2 separate regions of the Mus musculus genome follow, and region 2 is linked to region 1. The links are chromatin loops, found by intact Hi-C in ENCODE. Cell type or tissue: left cerebral cortex. All regions are shown on one strand.

Evidence for each region. Hi-C counts contacts between places; a loop is a spot of excess contacts. Peaks named below come from ENCODE experiments on the same cell type or tissue, not always from the same donor. Only the 100,000 strongest peaks of a DNase experiment are listed, where the experiment ranks them.
Region 2: it touches region 1 in a loop (2.3-fold over the local background); 2 of 42 quality-filtered maps call a loop at or near these places.

Annotation. Positions count from the first base shown.
Region 1 is chr5:123,321,116-123,329,115 of GRCm38, forward strand. Wdr66 (WD repeat domain 66) reads left to right here. Exons shown (of 21, transcript NM_001370840.1): 19 at 1,318-1,546; 20 at 3,200-3,301; 21 at 5,403-6,369. The coding sequence ends at 5,515. Among named protein-coding and RNA genes, the nearest start is that of Bcl7a, 19 kb to the right of the region's middle. In left cerebral cortex, no CTCF peak of the experiment used is centred here; DNase peaks (open chromatin) are centred at 3,350, 5,437 and 5,800; H3K27ac peaks cover 1,564 bases.
Region 2 is chr5:123,255,374-123,263,373 of GRCm38, forward strand. Wdr66 (WD repeat domain 66) reads left to right here. Exons shown (of 21, transcript NM_001370840.1): 2 at 631-873; 3 at 6,644-6,781. It also overlaps the pseudogene Rpl35a-ps6. Among named protein-coding and RNA genes, the nearest start is that of Wdr66, 5.6 kb to the left of the region's middle. In left cerebral cortex, a CTCF peak has its summit at 3,788 (motif pointing left); DNase peaks (open chromatin) are centred at 2,233, 3,793 and 5,535; H3K27ac peaks cover 783 bases.

The DNA.
Region 1 (8,000 bases):
TTTTTTTGTTGGTTTATTGAAATGGAATCTCTCTGTCTCTCCATGGCTACCTTAGAACTTGCTATGCAGGCACAGGTTGGCTCTGAACCTAAGGCATATTGCAGCCTCTGTTTCCTGACCACAGGAAGCAGGTATGTACCACTACGCCTGGAGAGACTCTTCCTTCAAAACAAATAAATGAATGTGTATGTGTCAGCGTGAGGAAGTGGTTGATAGATACATTGCGAGATCCTCAGGGTGAAAGGTGACACAGTTGAATAGCGTTCATGACAGTCCACATGGTATGAACAGTGTGACACCATCAGGGCAGGACAAAAAACCAACACAGACTGAGTGGCTTAAAACACAAGGAAAAAAGGGGCTGGAGAGATGGCTTGGGTTAAGGGCGCTCACCATTCCTTCCTGCAGAGGACCAGAGTTTGGTTCCTGCACCCACACATCAGGTGGCTTGTGACCACCTGTGACTCCAGCTCCGAGGGATTCAACGCCCTCTTCTGGCACACACAGGCATCTGCACTCATGTTTGTTTACACATACATAGAGACACACATACCTAGAGATAATTTGAACAGGAAGTCTTTAAAAGATCCAGTGCTTGGCACGTGCTTAAACAACAGAGTTTTGTCCTCTGACAGAATGCAAAATCAGTGTCAGCAGGGCCATATGCCCCCTGCTCCCTGTGACAGTTGTCCATCCGGTGACTCCTTTTGGACTCCTCCTACCCTCTGATGCTTGCATTCTGTTCCCTGACCTTGAGGGAACAGGTGTGCATCATATCACACTGTGTTCAGCTCCAGGCTGCAATGGTACAACGGCGACGGACATCCTGGATTGAAAGCCACCCTACTCCAGCGTGACCAATGACCTTTTATAATTACCTCTGTAGCAACCCCATTTCTTTTTTTTTTTTTTTTTTTTTTAAAGATTTATTTATTTATTATATGTAAGTACACTGTAGCTGTCTTCAGACACTCCAGAAGAGGGCGCCAGATCTCATTACGGATGGTTGTGAGCCACCATGTGGTTGCTGGGATTTGAACTCCAGACCTTCGGAAGAGCAGTCGGGTGCTCTTACCCACTGAGCCATCTCACCAGCCCCCAGCAACCCCATTTCTAATAAACTCCCCAAGATGAAAACTTCAGCAATCTGTCCTGGGGTGGGGAGGACGTAACGCAACCCACAAACACGTGTTCCTTTCCAGTTTTCACGAGTGGCCTAACCAAGTAATTAAAACAAACAAACAAACAAACAAACAAAAAGTATTTGTCTGTGTTGACCATAGTCTTCTATATTCCTTTCTGATCTCTCTCCTCTAGATTGAGGACATGTTTAATGAGATCAAGTTCAGCGAATACGTGGAGACCGGGAAGCTCATCGACAAGATCAACCTCCCGGATTTCCTCAAAGTTTACCTTAACCATAGGCCACCTTTCGGCAACACTATGGACGGCATCCAGAACAGCTTCAACGTGCTGGGTTACACCAATTCGGAAGGGAAAAAGGCCATTCGGAGAGAGGATTTCCTGAACTTACTCCTCACCAAAGGTAAGACAAGGCCAGGACGGCTGGGAGCCATTTCCTCCAGCCACTTCCCAGCACACAGAGCCGAGGTAGGGGTAGGCAGACACCTCGGGCTCTCCATCTGTCACAGGGGACACTCACGTGACAGGGCTTCAACCTCAAGGAGCATCTTGGACTGTCTTCATATCCGACAAGGGTGGATTAATAAGAAGGTCCCTGACCTAGACGTGAGAAACGTGACTCACAGGCCGGCAAGATGACGCAGTGGGGTGAAGGTGTTGGTCCCAGAGCCCGATGGCCTGAGTTCAACCTCCAGACTCACTTGGTGGGAGGAGTTAGACTCTGGTCTGCAAACTCTCTCCATTCTCCTGCCTCAGCCTCCCTGTCACTGGGATTGAAGGCCTATGCCACCACACCCAGCTTGGCTTGGAAAACAGGGAGGAGTTTGCCAGTTTATCAGTCTCCTTGGGCAATCATAAGGCTTATGGGTGAATTCATCATGATATCAAGCCACACCACACTGAACTTTTATTTCTATCTACTCTACAGATGTAGAGGTTGCCTTGTGCTGTCTTGCGTACCTGACAGGCGCTCACTCGCTAGTGGAGCTTTTTTATTGCAAACCAGGAGAGCTCTGAGAAGAGGAAGTTTGAGATAAAGTGGAGCCCAACCTTCCATACCTGACTCACCTTGCTGTCCTTCTACAAGGGCCAGCCTCTTCTCCCTAGCTTTGTAAAACCATATAAGGAATATCGTCTTTCTGTCTAAAGAAATAGTAGAATACTTGTATTTAAAGCTCTTTGGCTAGGGGCCAGTGAGATGGCTCACCCAATAATGTGCTCGCTATTAAGGCTGAGCTCAGTCTAAAGCACACAGGAGTTGTACGGGTCTCCCAGAACTTGTCCTCTGACCTCCACACAAGTAAGGCTCTCTCTCTCTCTCTCTCTCTCTCTCTCTCTCTCTCTCTCACACACACACACACACACACACACACACACACACACACACACACACACACCATAGATAGATGGATAGATAGATATGAAATTTAAGAAGATCTCCAGCCAGATGTGGTGACACAACTGTAATTCCAGCACTTGGGAAGTAGAGGCAGGAAGATCACAAGTTCCCAGTGGGGCTCCAGGAGTTGTACAGTGCTCGGTTGTACAGTGCTTACCTAGCACCACGCTCAAAGCCCTGAGCTGAATCCCCAGTGCCACATAAACCAGACCTGGTGACCCAAATCTGCAACCCCAGTACTTGGGAGGCAGAGGCACGAGGATCAGGAATTCAAAGGTCAACCGGGTGTAGTGGCTCACGCCTTTAATCCCAGCACTCTGGAGGCAGAGGCAGGCGGAGTTCTGACTTCAAGGCCAGCCTGGTCTACAAAGTGAGTTCCAGGACAGCCAGGGCTATACAGAGAAACCCTGTCTCGAAAAACCAAAAACAAAACCAAAAAAAAAAAAAAAAAAACCCAAAAAACAAAAAACAAAAAACAACAACAACAAAAAAGGAATTCAAAGGTCATGTTCAGCTTCATAGTAGATTGAAGGCCAGGCTGTGAGCCACGAGACCCAGCCTCAAAACAAACAAACAAAGACCTCCTACTAATTCCCACCCCCAGCTTTAGACAGAGCCCAAGACTTAACCAGACTTCGTTTCCACTCCAATGCCCAGGGGAGCACATGACAGAAGAAGAGATGATCGACTGTTTCTCGACTCTGTTTGGCCTGACTCCGGAGGGGTGGAAATCGGAGCCTGCAGCCACCTGCATCAACGGTACTTAGCCTGCCTTTGTCTGGGCGCATAGCCACCACTCACGATTTGTCGTAGACTTAAGTGCATCTGTTCCTCCGGACCGATATAAGCCACTCTCCTCCAACCACACACACACAGCAGTGTCAGTCGAGCTGGGAATCCCATGAATAAGGGAATTAGTGAGCCGTGCGTGGCTGTGCCTGCCGGATGAGAGCATTCATTCCCACTTTGCCTGTCCTGTTTTGCCTCTGACCCTTTCCCTTTCTTTGCTCCTCTGGGCCATTTTTTTTATCTTTCTGGTTTGCGTGAATGAACTTCAGCCGCTCTGGAAGCTGTGGCTGCGTGTCGGCTGTGGAGAGAGGAGACCCCTGGGTAGGTGTACAAATTCAGTTCCAAGCTGAAGAGATGTTCCTTCTCGGCTCCATCTCTTCTCTCTCCTTCTAGTGTTTGGCTTTCTTTCTCTTTCTTTTCTTTTCTCTTTTTTCTCTGAGACAAAGTTTTACTATGTAGCTTTGGCTGGCCTGGAACTCACTATGTAACCAAACCTGGTTTCAGACTCACAGAGATCTTCCTGCTGCCTCCAAACTGCTGGGCTTGAAGGCATATGCAGCCATGCCTGCATGCCTGGCGGTGGCTGCTGCTACTGCTGCTGCTGCTGCTGCTGCTGCTCCTCCCCCTCTCCCTGCTCCTTCTGAGATTGGTCTCTTTAATATAGTCTAGGCTAGCCTTGGACTCCTGATCCTCTTGCCTTCACCTCCCAAGTGCTGGGATGACAGGTGTGTGCTACCATATCTTCTGGCTTCAAGTTCTTTTTCTTAAAAGTTTTCTTTTATGTCTTTTTATTCTCTCTCTCTCTCTCTCTCTCTCTCTCTCTCTCTCTCTCTCTCGTGTGTGTGTGTATGTGTGTGTGTGTGTGTGTGTGTGTGTGGTCAGTTCTCTCCTTCCACCATGTAGGTCCTGAAGTTAGAACCCAGGCCTTCAACCTCGATGAGAAGTGATTTCACCCCCTGAGCCACATTGCCCACCTTTTTAGTCCTTTCTTTTCTCACGCATGTGCACATGTGTACGATGCACGTGTGTGTGTTCGTGGATAGGTTGTGTGCCTATGTGCCTGTGTGCAGAGCACGGAAGCGAATACCGAATACCGTGTGTCTTCCTTGAGCCTTCTCTACCACACTCCTGAAGACAGGGCCTTAACCAAAGCTGGAGCTCTTTGGTTATGGTGAATCCACTCAGGTAGCCCCAAGCTCCCCCATCTGCCTGCCTGGCTCTGAACAGAAGAAGCCTCTCCGTTGCTAGGCTTCTACGTGGGCTCTGGGAATCTGAGCCCTGTCCTCCCTTGTGTGGCAAGCACGTTATCCTCCAGGGCACCTCCCCATCCAAGGTCCTCCTAGCCTCGGGCTGTACTCGATGGCAGAGGCCTTTCCTCACAGGCCTGATGACCTTGAATCTATCCCCAGCAGCAAACAAATGAAAAGTCCTCTTCTTCTCCCTGTACCCCAAGAACTCCCCACCTCTTCCTAGCCAGTTGTCATTCACAGATGTTACTGTCCCGAGCTTACACTCAGGAGTCCATTGAAACAGCTCTTCTAGGCTTGCTTGGGCTGGAAAATCTCTACCAACAAGCCCAGGATAGTTGGTGGTCAGGACCCACAGTTCCTGAGAAGATAGGAGCAAAGCTGCCTGGCCCATCTCCGTGCCACTTCTTCCTTTTATTGTCTAGCCAGGTTTGCCAGGACCTTAGTTAATAAGACTCCATTCCATGATGGATTCTGACCTTCAGCACAAAGTCTCTCCGCCCCCTCTTTTCTTTCCTTCCTTTCAAGGGTTTGTTTTATGTGGATGGGTGTTTTGCTTGTGAGTCTGTCTGTCTGTGTGCCGTGTGCATGCCTGATGCCTAGGGAGGTCAGAGGAGGGCATTGGATCCCCTGGAACTAGAGTTACAGATGGTTGTGTACCACTGTAGGGGTGTCGGAGTGCTCTTCGCTGCTGAGCCTTGTCTCCCCAGCCCGCCTCCCACTTTTGTTGAGTGTCCTCGTTCCCTTGGGTTTTTGAGGGCTTGTTCTCATTAGGCGCCTCATCACTGGAAAGGCATTTGGCTTTCTTTTCTTTGCCTGCCTAGGTCCAGAAATCTGCCTCCAGAAAGAGCTTCCCGAGGAAATCACTGCAGAAATATTCACCACGGAAATTCTTGGCTTAACCCTTTCCGACAGCTCGGAACAGCTCATTCAGTGACGTCATTGGCGATGCTGGCAGCACAAAGGGCTCCGTGTGTGCTTGCACATGTGTGTGCATGTTCCAAGAGGTGTCCCCTTTTCTGTCCATGCCCACCCCCCACCACCCCCAGCCTAATCTTTGGAGCATTTTAGACATTAAAAGCAAATTTCTCTTAGGCAGTGGAATTCACAGAGTTGGACATTGCACTGTCTGTGAAAGAGAAGAGTAGGCGGAAGCGAGAACAGGCCTGACAGCTGGATCGCCAGGCCTGAAGGAGCCTCAGCCAGCAGAGTCTGTGCTGCATGGACGTCATAGCCAGCCGCTCATACCCCGAAACTGGGGTGGGGTGGGGGGAGGTGTTCTGGGCTCCTGGGAGTGCCAGACTATTTTACTTCCCAGCAAAACACCCAAGCAGTTGTGTGTGGCCATGACAGCAAGCATCACCAGTCATGCCTAACCCCGGTGACAACTGCCAAAGAGAATGCAGAAGCAACCTGGGTCCCGCAAACTGCAGGTGGCCCAGAAGCCACGGGGTCCTGCTCCTGAAGGATGCAAATGGCAGATGCTGCTTCACCCCCTCACTTTCTGCCAGGCTTCAATGCACACAGTGGTCAAAACCAGTGGACACTAGGGGACACAGCTAAGTTTGCAGTGATGTCTTATTCCTGCACTATGGCATAACAAGTGAACGCTACGGTCTACTTTTGTAGGTTTTCTCTCAGTTCTGAGGACTCTTTCCTGCCAGTGTCCCCAGTGATACGTCTCTATCACACTCTGTCCAGTGTGCCTGCCCACCCCCACCAGGGCCTTCTCAGACAACTGCGTTAAGGAAACATTTCTTTAGGGGAAGGGATTAAACTTTCTCTTCTCTTCTTTCTTTCTTATTTTATTATACATTGGTGTTTTACCTACATAAATGTCTGTGTGAAGGTGTCAGATCCCCTGGAACTGGAGTTTACAGACAGTGGTGAACCACCATGAGGGTGCTGGGAATTGAACCTGGGTCATCTGGAAAAGCAGCCAGTGCTCTTACCCACTAAGCCAGTCCTGGAAAACAAAGATGAGCCCCCCAAGAAAACCTTTCCAATTCTCTTAAAGAGTTTCTCTCCTGTGGAGCATGGGGGAAATAGCACTTCTTGTGTGCACATGTACCGAGCCCTCCTTAGCAGTGTGCACTTGTAAGTTTGGCACAGGGAGAGTCTCTTGCACTGTCTAGAAGGAAGAGCGCTGAACTGTCTACCCCAAACGAGGCTGTGTCATCGTGACCTTTTGGCAAGCGACAAGAGCCAAAGCTCTGCAGGTACCTGCTTGTCCAAGCATGTTACTAGGGCTTCACTACCTGTTTTACAGTTTGTTCTTTAAACCAAAACAAAGCACGAGCTTCTTCTCCACCCCCACCCCCACCCCCGGACAGGGTTCCTCTGTATAGCCCTGGCTGTCCTGGACTCGATTGTAGACCAGGCTGGCCTTGAACTCACAGAGATCTGCCTGTCTCTGCCTCCCGAGTGCTGTGATTAAAAGTGTGCACCATCCCGCCCAGCTAGAAACACAAGCTTTTTGAATGAATTTTGTAGCTTCTAAGGACCTGGGTGATGATTTCCAAAGTTCATAGGGACATTTTAGGGACTAGGGACCTCGCAAATAACTTGTTCTCTTAAAAACACACACACACACAAAAAACAAAACAAAACTCCTGCCTTGGGCATAACCTGGATACCAACCAGAGGTTTCCTTTATCAAATCTGGTATCTTTTAGTTTTGCAGTCCCTGACTACATATTCTGCAATGGTGGTGAGAAAAATTGTCAGTGTCACTTGCATCCACCAGGGCTGGTGTTGCCATTAGAGGCAAGTTGGGGGTGATCTCTCATGCTTGACTAGCCAGAGAGTAGGAAGGCCAAAATGCCAGGGACATCAGAATCAATTGTGGTACCCCCTCTCTTCCTGCCCCAGTCTGGCCAAGGGGGTCTTTCTACCTGGGGACACTTCCAGCAGGACACTTCCACTTAGCTTTTGTTGTCTCTCCACATTTGACCAAGTCAGAGTCAGTCCCAGAGCACTTGAATAAAGGAGAGGACAGACCAGCATCAGCACCCGGGGCCCACCCGTCCTAGGGATGGGGACAGTGTTGAATGGCTTGGACTCTTCTGCACAGGGATGTTAAAGCTGTGACTAAAGCTGTGACCACCAAAAGCCATGGTAAAGTGACAGAAGATCCTGTCACAGAGCTGGAGCATTGAGATCAAAGGACAAAATCCTGAACAGCCAAAACTTTACCGGAATGCTCCTTTGATAAATGAGGCTTCGGGCTAGCAGGCTATGTGTCACTATGAGATGAGATAGTGAACTCACAGATCAGTAGTAGTTAAGTGGTCTTCCAGAATCACTACTCCTCCCCAGTGCCCACCCCCTATCCACAGCCAGTACCGAGGACTGCGAGTGTCTAGGCTGCCCAGAATTTGCCTGGGAACCCAGGGACTAGGTCCCTGGTCCACTTCTGATAT
Region 2 (8,000 bases), 66 kb before region 1:
TGGTGGGTGGGTCTGTTAGGCCAAGAGTTAACCTGAACACAGCCTGGATTCATTTCTTTAGTATAAAATGTCCCAGGCTCCCTTTTGTTTATTTACTCTCCATTAGTTTAAATCCGGGATGGGTACAGCATCACACGGATTCTGTGTCCAATGGCCTTTGCAGGAAGGTTGCTTCGGAATTTGGCACGAACCATACCGCTGTTTCCGTGGGCCCGAGTTACCTTTCCCCAGATCACTCTGGTTTTGTTTGGTTTACCTCCAGGAGTCACTGTATTGTTTTTTGCTTTATACACATAAGCACATCTCTTGCCTAAGTAGAACTCCGTTTCATCTCGGGCATAAACGCCTTCAATTTTAAGAAGAGCCGTGTGCTCTCTTTGGTTCCGGAGACCTCGCTTGTAGCCAGCAAAAATGGCCTTGCACCACAGCCTTCCAGACATACTTGCTGTTAGAAGTCCTGTTCCCAGCAGGCCTCCACAGGCGCCAAGATGGCGGAAAGAGACCCAGGCTCCCTTTTGAATCACCTGTTAGCCTGAGACTGGCTGGCTGGACATGAAAACAGGCAGGGGATAGGAGCGCAGAGCCTTGGGTATGTGACGTGCAGGGTCAGAATCTCGTTTCCCTTTCAAGGCTGATAGTCCAGAAGTAAGCCAGATTTACAAAGATAACAGTATGAAAGTGGATGATACCGAGGAAGCCAGCCAGAAGCCTGAAGACATTTTAGCCCAAGGAAAAGATGAAGCAAGACTCTCCCTGGAAGAAAGACGAAAATTATTCCAGTCCAAAGGACTGAGTGCGGAGGAGTCACTGGTGTCTGTCTCCACAGAGGACACCTTATTCCAGAAGGAGGAGGACTCCAAGGTGTACCCTTTGGTGAGTGTAAATGGCATGTCATTCCTAGGCTTGGACATCATTGTGAGATAAGGCACCTGTGTATGTCTAGGAAGTTCCGGTGTGCGCACGGGTGTGTGTGCCCACATTCATGTGAAAGGCAGAAGATAACCTTGGCTCTTTTTTTTAGCCTCTGTTCACCTTTATTTTTATTATTGGATGTTCCCCCCTTTCTTTCTCTCTCTCTCTCTTTCTTTCTTTCTTTCTTCCTTCCTTCCTTCCTTCCTTCCTTCCTTCCTTTCTTTCTTTCTTTCTTTCTTTCTTTCTTTCTTTCTTTCTTTCTTTCTTTCTTTCTTTCTTTTTTCGAGACAGGGTTTCTCTGTGTAGCCCTGGCTGTCCTGGAACTCACTCTGTAGACCAGGCTGGCCTCAAACTCAGAGATCCACCTGCCTCTGCCTCCTGGATTAAAGGCGTGCTTAGATAAGGTTTTCCACTGGCTTGGAATTTAGGTTGTGAAATAGCCTAGGCTGCTTGGCCAGTGACACTCACCTCAAGCCCCCAAGATCCACTGTTTCTGCCCTCCTCAGCACCGGGGGATCACTTCTCTCAAGCCTAGCCTTTTTTTTTTTTTTTTCTCTGTGTAGCCCTGGCTGTTCTGGAACTCACTTTGTAGACCAGGCTGCTGGCCTCGAACTCAGAAATCTGCCTGCCTCAGCCTCTGGAGTGCTAGGATTAAAGGCATGCACCACCATGCCCGGCAAGCCTAGCCTTATATAAAACAAAAATAAAAAACAAACCAGGCGTCCTGAGAATCCAGCTCAGTCCTCTCCTTGGCATCTCTCCAACCTTGGGAGGGAATGGAGCGGGCATCTTTTTAAACCAATACTTTTCAGACCAACTACGTCTTTTAAAGTTCTGTCAAGAGCTGGGGGGGGGGGGGCATAGTGGAGGGTATTGGGGGGGGAGTGGCACACCCACGTGTTCGACCTAGAACTTGATGGTGACATCTGGGTTCAATAGCACTGCTCTGGCAGGCCGGAAATTCCCCGAATAGCTTGACTGTTGCACGAGGATTATTTCACAAGGGACTCTCCACGTCCCTTTCTCTTCCTTTCCCACCCTCCGTTCCTCTTCCTCCTCCTCTTCCTCTCTCCTATCTTGCTCTCTTTACCCTCTTCTGTCTTCTATACTACTGGATCTTCCTCCTTCGCTTCCGCACGTCCTCCCCTCCCTCTCCTCATTTGCCTCTGCTCCGGGAAGAGAGCTTTAACAGCTCTCCAAACCCCAGTCAGAAGATGACAAAGCTCTGGCCTTCCCTGGAAATTCACCCCTCTCGCGGCTCCTGACATGTCTCCCCGGGAGGCACCATCTGTGAGTTGCAGAAACATTGTCATTTACCCAGAGAAGGAAGAAGAGGCCCCTCCCCCCACCAACTCCTTCCCCATCTGCCGCTTTCCAGAAATGTATTCGTCGGGATTCATTTCTTGCTTTTTGGTTCGTTTCCTCCCACCCCCACCCCACACACTTACTTTTCTTGTGGACTTCTGCCTTTGGAAGAGTGATTCTATATAGAGTCTAGTCTTAACACAGAGTGAGCCTTTGAACTCAGCTCACAGTAGGTTTTGTTGGGTTTTGTTTTTGTTTTTTTCTGTTTTGTTTTAAGAAGGATTTGCTATGTAGCCCAGGCTGGCCTGGAAGTTACAACTCTCGGAACCGCAACCCCCGGAATACAAGAAAAGTTGTACAACGTTCAGTCACCACCACCTTTGTTTTTATTTTTAAAATCTGCGGTGCCTTTACTTGTGAGGGTCACACAGATGTTCCAGTGTGAAAGTCAGAGGACAACTTTCAGAAGTCAGTTTCTCCTTCACTGCTCAGGCATGGCAGCAAGACCTTGACTCGCTGAGCCAGTCTTGCCCATGTCACACTTTAATTTTGTTGAGACAGTGGCCTCTCCCTGAGCCCGAAGCTCATTCCGTTTATACTGACTGGCCGGCGAGCCTCCGGGATCCCCCACCTCCAATCCTTTGCTGGGGCGTCTTAGTCAGTGTCCAGTTGCCATCAAGAGGCGCCATGATGACCATGCTAACTCTTGTAAAATACAAAGCATCTTGCTGGGGGCTTGCTTACAATTTCAGAGGGTCACTCTGTGACCACGAAGGCGGGAAGCTTGGCAGGAAGGCAGGCAGACTGCTGACTGCTGGAGCTAGGAGCTTACATCCTTATCTATCTGCAGGTAGCAGGCAGAGAGCTAAGAGCCAGAGTGAGTGAGAGAGAGAGAGAGAGAGAGAGAGAGACTTGTTTTAGCTTCTCAAACCTCACCCTCCGTGTCACACTGCTTTCAAGGAGGCCACACCCACTAATCCTCCCCTAAACTGTCCGTCAACTTTGGACTAAGCAAGCAAATATATGAACTTGTGGGGGCCATTCTTTTCCAAACCACCACGTCAGTATTACAAATAAGACTACCATGTCTGCCAGTTTTTCTTTTTTCTTTTTTCTTTTTCAGACAGGGTTTCACTGTTTAACCCTGGCTGGGCTTGAACTCACCCTGTAGACCAGGCTAGCCTTGAACTCACAGAGATCTTTGTGCCTCTGTCTCCCAGATGCTGGGACTAAGTGTGTGTGTGTGTGTGTGTGTGTGTGTGTGTGTGTGTGTGTGTGTGTGTGTGTATGCCACTGGGCCCAGCAATATCTAGATTTTTAAATGGGTTCTGGGGATCTGAACTTGGGTCTTGGTCAGTTAGCTCTTTCCTGCTCTCCCTATCTGTCTGTCTGTCTGTCTGTCTATCTATCTATCTATCTATCTGTCTACCTATCACTTAAAGACCATTGAGATATCCCTCATTTCTGCAAAATGGGAAAAGCTGAATAGGTACAAGCTCTCTCTGTATCAACACATCTCTTCACTATCTCAGGTCTAATTAGGGGGCCCCCTAGTGGCCACCTGTGGTACTTCAGACTCCTTCCTCCCTCTCACTAAAGGTGCTCTGGTGGATGGATGCCCTCTGGTGTCCCTCCCACACCCACTCTGTGTCCTCCCCTTTGGGTCCATGGTCTTCGACCAGCAGCCTTAGGGAACTCGCGGTGCCAATGGTGAGCAGGTTTCACCATGGAGTCAGCTCCCTTCAGAAACAGGCAGTAATTGCTCGTGAGGATGATGGAAGGCAGGCAAACGCAGTCCTGGCTACTCAGCTTTCATTTTTTAAAAATATTTATTTATATTTATGTATATGAGCACACCATTGCTCTCTTCAGACACACCAAAAGAGGGCATCAGACCCCATTACGGATGGTTGTGAGCCACCATGTGGTTGCTGGGAATTGAACTCAGGACCTCTAAGTCAGTGCTCTTAACCACTGAGCCATCTCTCCAGCCCTCAGCTTTCATCTTGATATCACAGCATTTTAGAAAAATACAAACACATGAGGTAACTTATACCCCACTTGCTGAGAATATTAGAAAGGATGTGAGCTATGAGCTTAACCCTTTGTTGTCAGAAACTGTGAATGTAGTTCCAGAGTAGTCCCAGCATATGAAGGCAGTCCCGTGTTAATCTTGGAATAACATGATACTTATTTCCTTTAAAAAAATAATATTAAGAGACTAGAGAGAAGACCCAGCAGTTTAGAGCACTTATTCCCCTTACAGAGGACCCAAGTTTGATTCCCAGAACCCATGCGATGGCTTATAACCATCTCTAACTCCAGTCCTAGGGAACCAATGACCTCATCTGGTCTCTGTAGGCACCAGGAGTGCATGTGGCACACATACATCCATGCGGTGAATATATGCATAGTTGTAAAATAAATAAATTTATGAAATTATTGTGTGTACATATGTGTGTTATAGCACATGTATGCAAGTCAGAGGACATCTCCTTCCACCCTGTGGATCTTGGAGATGGCAGCACTCATGTCACCAGGCTTGGTAGCAAGCCCCTTTATTGTTGAGCCGTCAGGCCAGCCCCCCCCCTTTTTTAAAATTAATTTGTGATTGTATGTATATGTGCATGATGTGTTTGTGGAAGTCGGATGGCAGCTCCGTGGAGTTGCTTCTCTCCACTGTCACCTGGGTTCTGGGCACTGAGCTGAGGGCGTTTGCCTTGAACAGCAAGCTCCTTTACCCTAGCAGCCATCTTGATGCCTTCCCGCCAAGTTCCCTTTTTAAAAAAAATTCATTTATTTATTTATTTATTTTATGTATGTGAGTACGCTGTAGCTGTTCAGATGGTTGTGAGTCACCATGTGTTTTCTGGGATTTGAACTCAGGACCTTCAGAAGAGTAGTCAGTGCTCTTAACCACTGAGCCATCTCTCTAGCCCTCCCCTTTAAAAAAAAAGAAAGAAAGAAAAGAAAAAACAAAACACCAAAAAAAAAAAAAGAAAAGAAAAGAAAACAAAAATACCCAGAAAACCCAAACTGGTTCTCATATACCTCAGGCTAGTTTCAAACGTTCTGTGTAGCCTAGGCCACCTCTCAATTGCTGCACCCTGCCGTGCCTGGCTGGAGTCTTTCCTTTCTCGTGACTAATTTTAAAACGACAGGATGAAATCTAAGATGAACACAGTGATCCTTTTAGGAATAGCAAGTCTCCAAAGGAACAGTTTCATTTGCATAAAATCAGTGCTTAGACCCAAGCCAGAGATTAAGTAATTCTGTTCCTAGAAGGTGCAGCCTTAGACAACCATGATTCCACAGTTCTAGTATCTCTGCCCACGCAACCCAAGATCTAAAGGGAGACATAAATTCCAGAGTGCAGGCTGATGGGAACAGGAAGGTTGCATGAGAGGAGAGAGAGAACGAGAGAACCATACCGTTACCTGCCGTGTCTGTCTTGGGAAGAAATGATGCACCGTGTTTCCATAATCCTTCCTTCTAAGTATCATTCCAAGAGAAGACAGACAGCTTGCTGCTATATTTTATATAAATCATTATCTTCAGAAGTTTGTCATTCAGCCGGGCGTGGTGGCACATGCCTTTAATCCCAGCACTTGGGAGGCAGAGGCAGGCAGATTTCTGAGTTCGAGGCCAGCCTGGTCTACAAAGTGAGTTCCAGGACAGCCAAGATTACACAGAGAAACCCTGTCTCGAAAAAAAAACCAAAACCAACCAAACAAACAAACACAACCAGGAAGCAGAGGAAGAGGCAGTCAATCATCCGGGCAATGCTTGCCTTTCCCATAAGCTTGCTTACTGAGTCTTATCAGATCTCCATCTGGGGTTTTCAAGAAGTAACGAATTTGTCACATCTGGTGCTCAGACTATTAGCACCAAGTGGGGCTTCAGGCCTGGGAAGTGGGAGAACAGAAAAGATGTTTTACGATGCAAAAGACCCTTCCTCCCTCCCTAACCTTTCCATGACCAATCTCTCCCTTTGTTTTTATTTATTTTTTATTTTTTTATTTTATATTTAGTTTTCAAGACAGGGTTTCTCTGTGTAGCCCTGGCTGTCCTGAAACTCACTCTGTAGACCAGGCTAGCCTCGAACTCAGAAACCCACCTGCCTCTCCCTCCCAAGCACTAGGATTAAAGGTGTGGGCCACCACTGCCCGGCCCATTTTTAATTTTTAATTTTTAATCTTTTTATAGAAAAAGTGTGGCGGTCCGGAGGATTGGGGGTAAAAAGCCACCCTTTAGCTATGTAGTGAGTTTGCAGTCAACCTGGGTGACCATGTTTGGAACCAAAAGGTTCTTTTCCTGGGACTGTCAGAATGGTTCTCACCCAGGGGCAGGCAGGGTGGGGGCTCTCGGGAGTCACAGCTCTGGGCTCAACAAGTCATGGCTCCCTGTGTTTGTCTCTATCCCCCAGAGCATGACCTGGTCCTTTGGCTGGAACAGTTCGCTCCCTGTCTACTACATGCGGGAAGACAGGAGAGTCATCCTTTACACCTGTGCTCACACCGCCATCATGTACGACGTCGTCAGGAACACCCAGTACCATCTGCAGGTGTGCAGGCTTTAGCTCCCCGTGAACAAGACGATGTCTTTGCTTGTTTGTTAAGCGAGGGACTCAGGGGCTGGAGAGAGCGGTTAAGAGCACCGGCTGTTCTTCCAAAGGTCCTGAGTTCAATTCCCAGCAACCACATGGTGGCTCACAACCATCTGTCATGGGATCCGATGCCCTCTTCCGGTGTGTCTGAAGACAGCGACAGTGTACTCATACACATAAAATAAATCTTAAAAAAAAAAAAAAAAGATAGGGACTCAGATTTGGAGTCCAGACTAGCCCTGGGCTGTCAAACTTTTGACTTTAACCCCGGAGATGGCAGGGATAGCAGGCATGGGCCACCTCGCCAGGCTGGAAAATGACACCTGTAACTTTCGTATAGACTTTGCCTTGGATCCCAGGTTGGCTTCTGTGCCTCACTGTCATACTGGCTGGCGTTTCCTTTTCCAGCACTTTCTCCCTTTGGATGCACATGTTAGGAACAGTGAGGGGGCCCAGGCTGCAGACACGAAGCCCCAGTGGCCTCGGTTTGATTCCCCAGGACTCACATTGTGGAAGGATAGAGGGAGGAATTCTGGTAGGTGGTCCTCTGACCTCCACATGTGCACTGTGGCAGGAGAGTGTGTGCCTTCTCCATCACACACACACACATACACACACACACACACACACACACACACATGAATGTGATTAAACAAAAAGGAAAATTAAAAGAGCATTAGAAGCATATCTGCTTTGAGTCTGACTGATACCCAGGGGGAAACACTAGTTGATGCTAACTTTGTCGTTTCAAGAGTTAGAAACATCTGCATTTTGTGCATTTCTTAAAACAACTAAATGTTAGATTTTTGTTTTGTTTTGTTTTGTTTTGGAGACAGCGGTTCTCTGTAGCCCTGGCTATCCTGGAACTCACTCTGTAGACCAGGCTGGCCTTGAACTCAGCAATCCGCCTGCCTCTGCCTCCTGAGTGCTGGAATTAAAGGCATGCACCACCACTGCCCAGCTTAGATTTCTTAAAACAACTAAATGCATAGAATATGTCCCCACAGAGGTTATGGAGGGCACCTGTTCCTGGGGACTCAGACCCCCAGCCACTTAGACTCAGTTTCTCATTACTGTGCTTGGAAGGTAGGTGTTCGTATACACACATGACAGAAGAGGACACTGAGGCTCAGAGTGTCACAGTGACTAGCCCAAACTGGGCTAATAATATAATTAT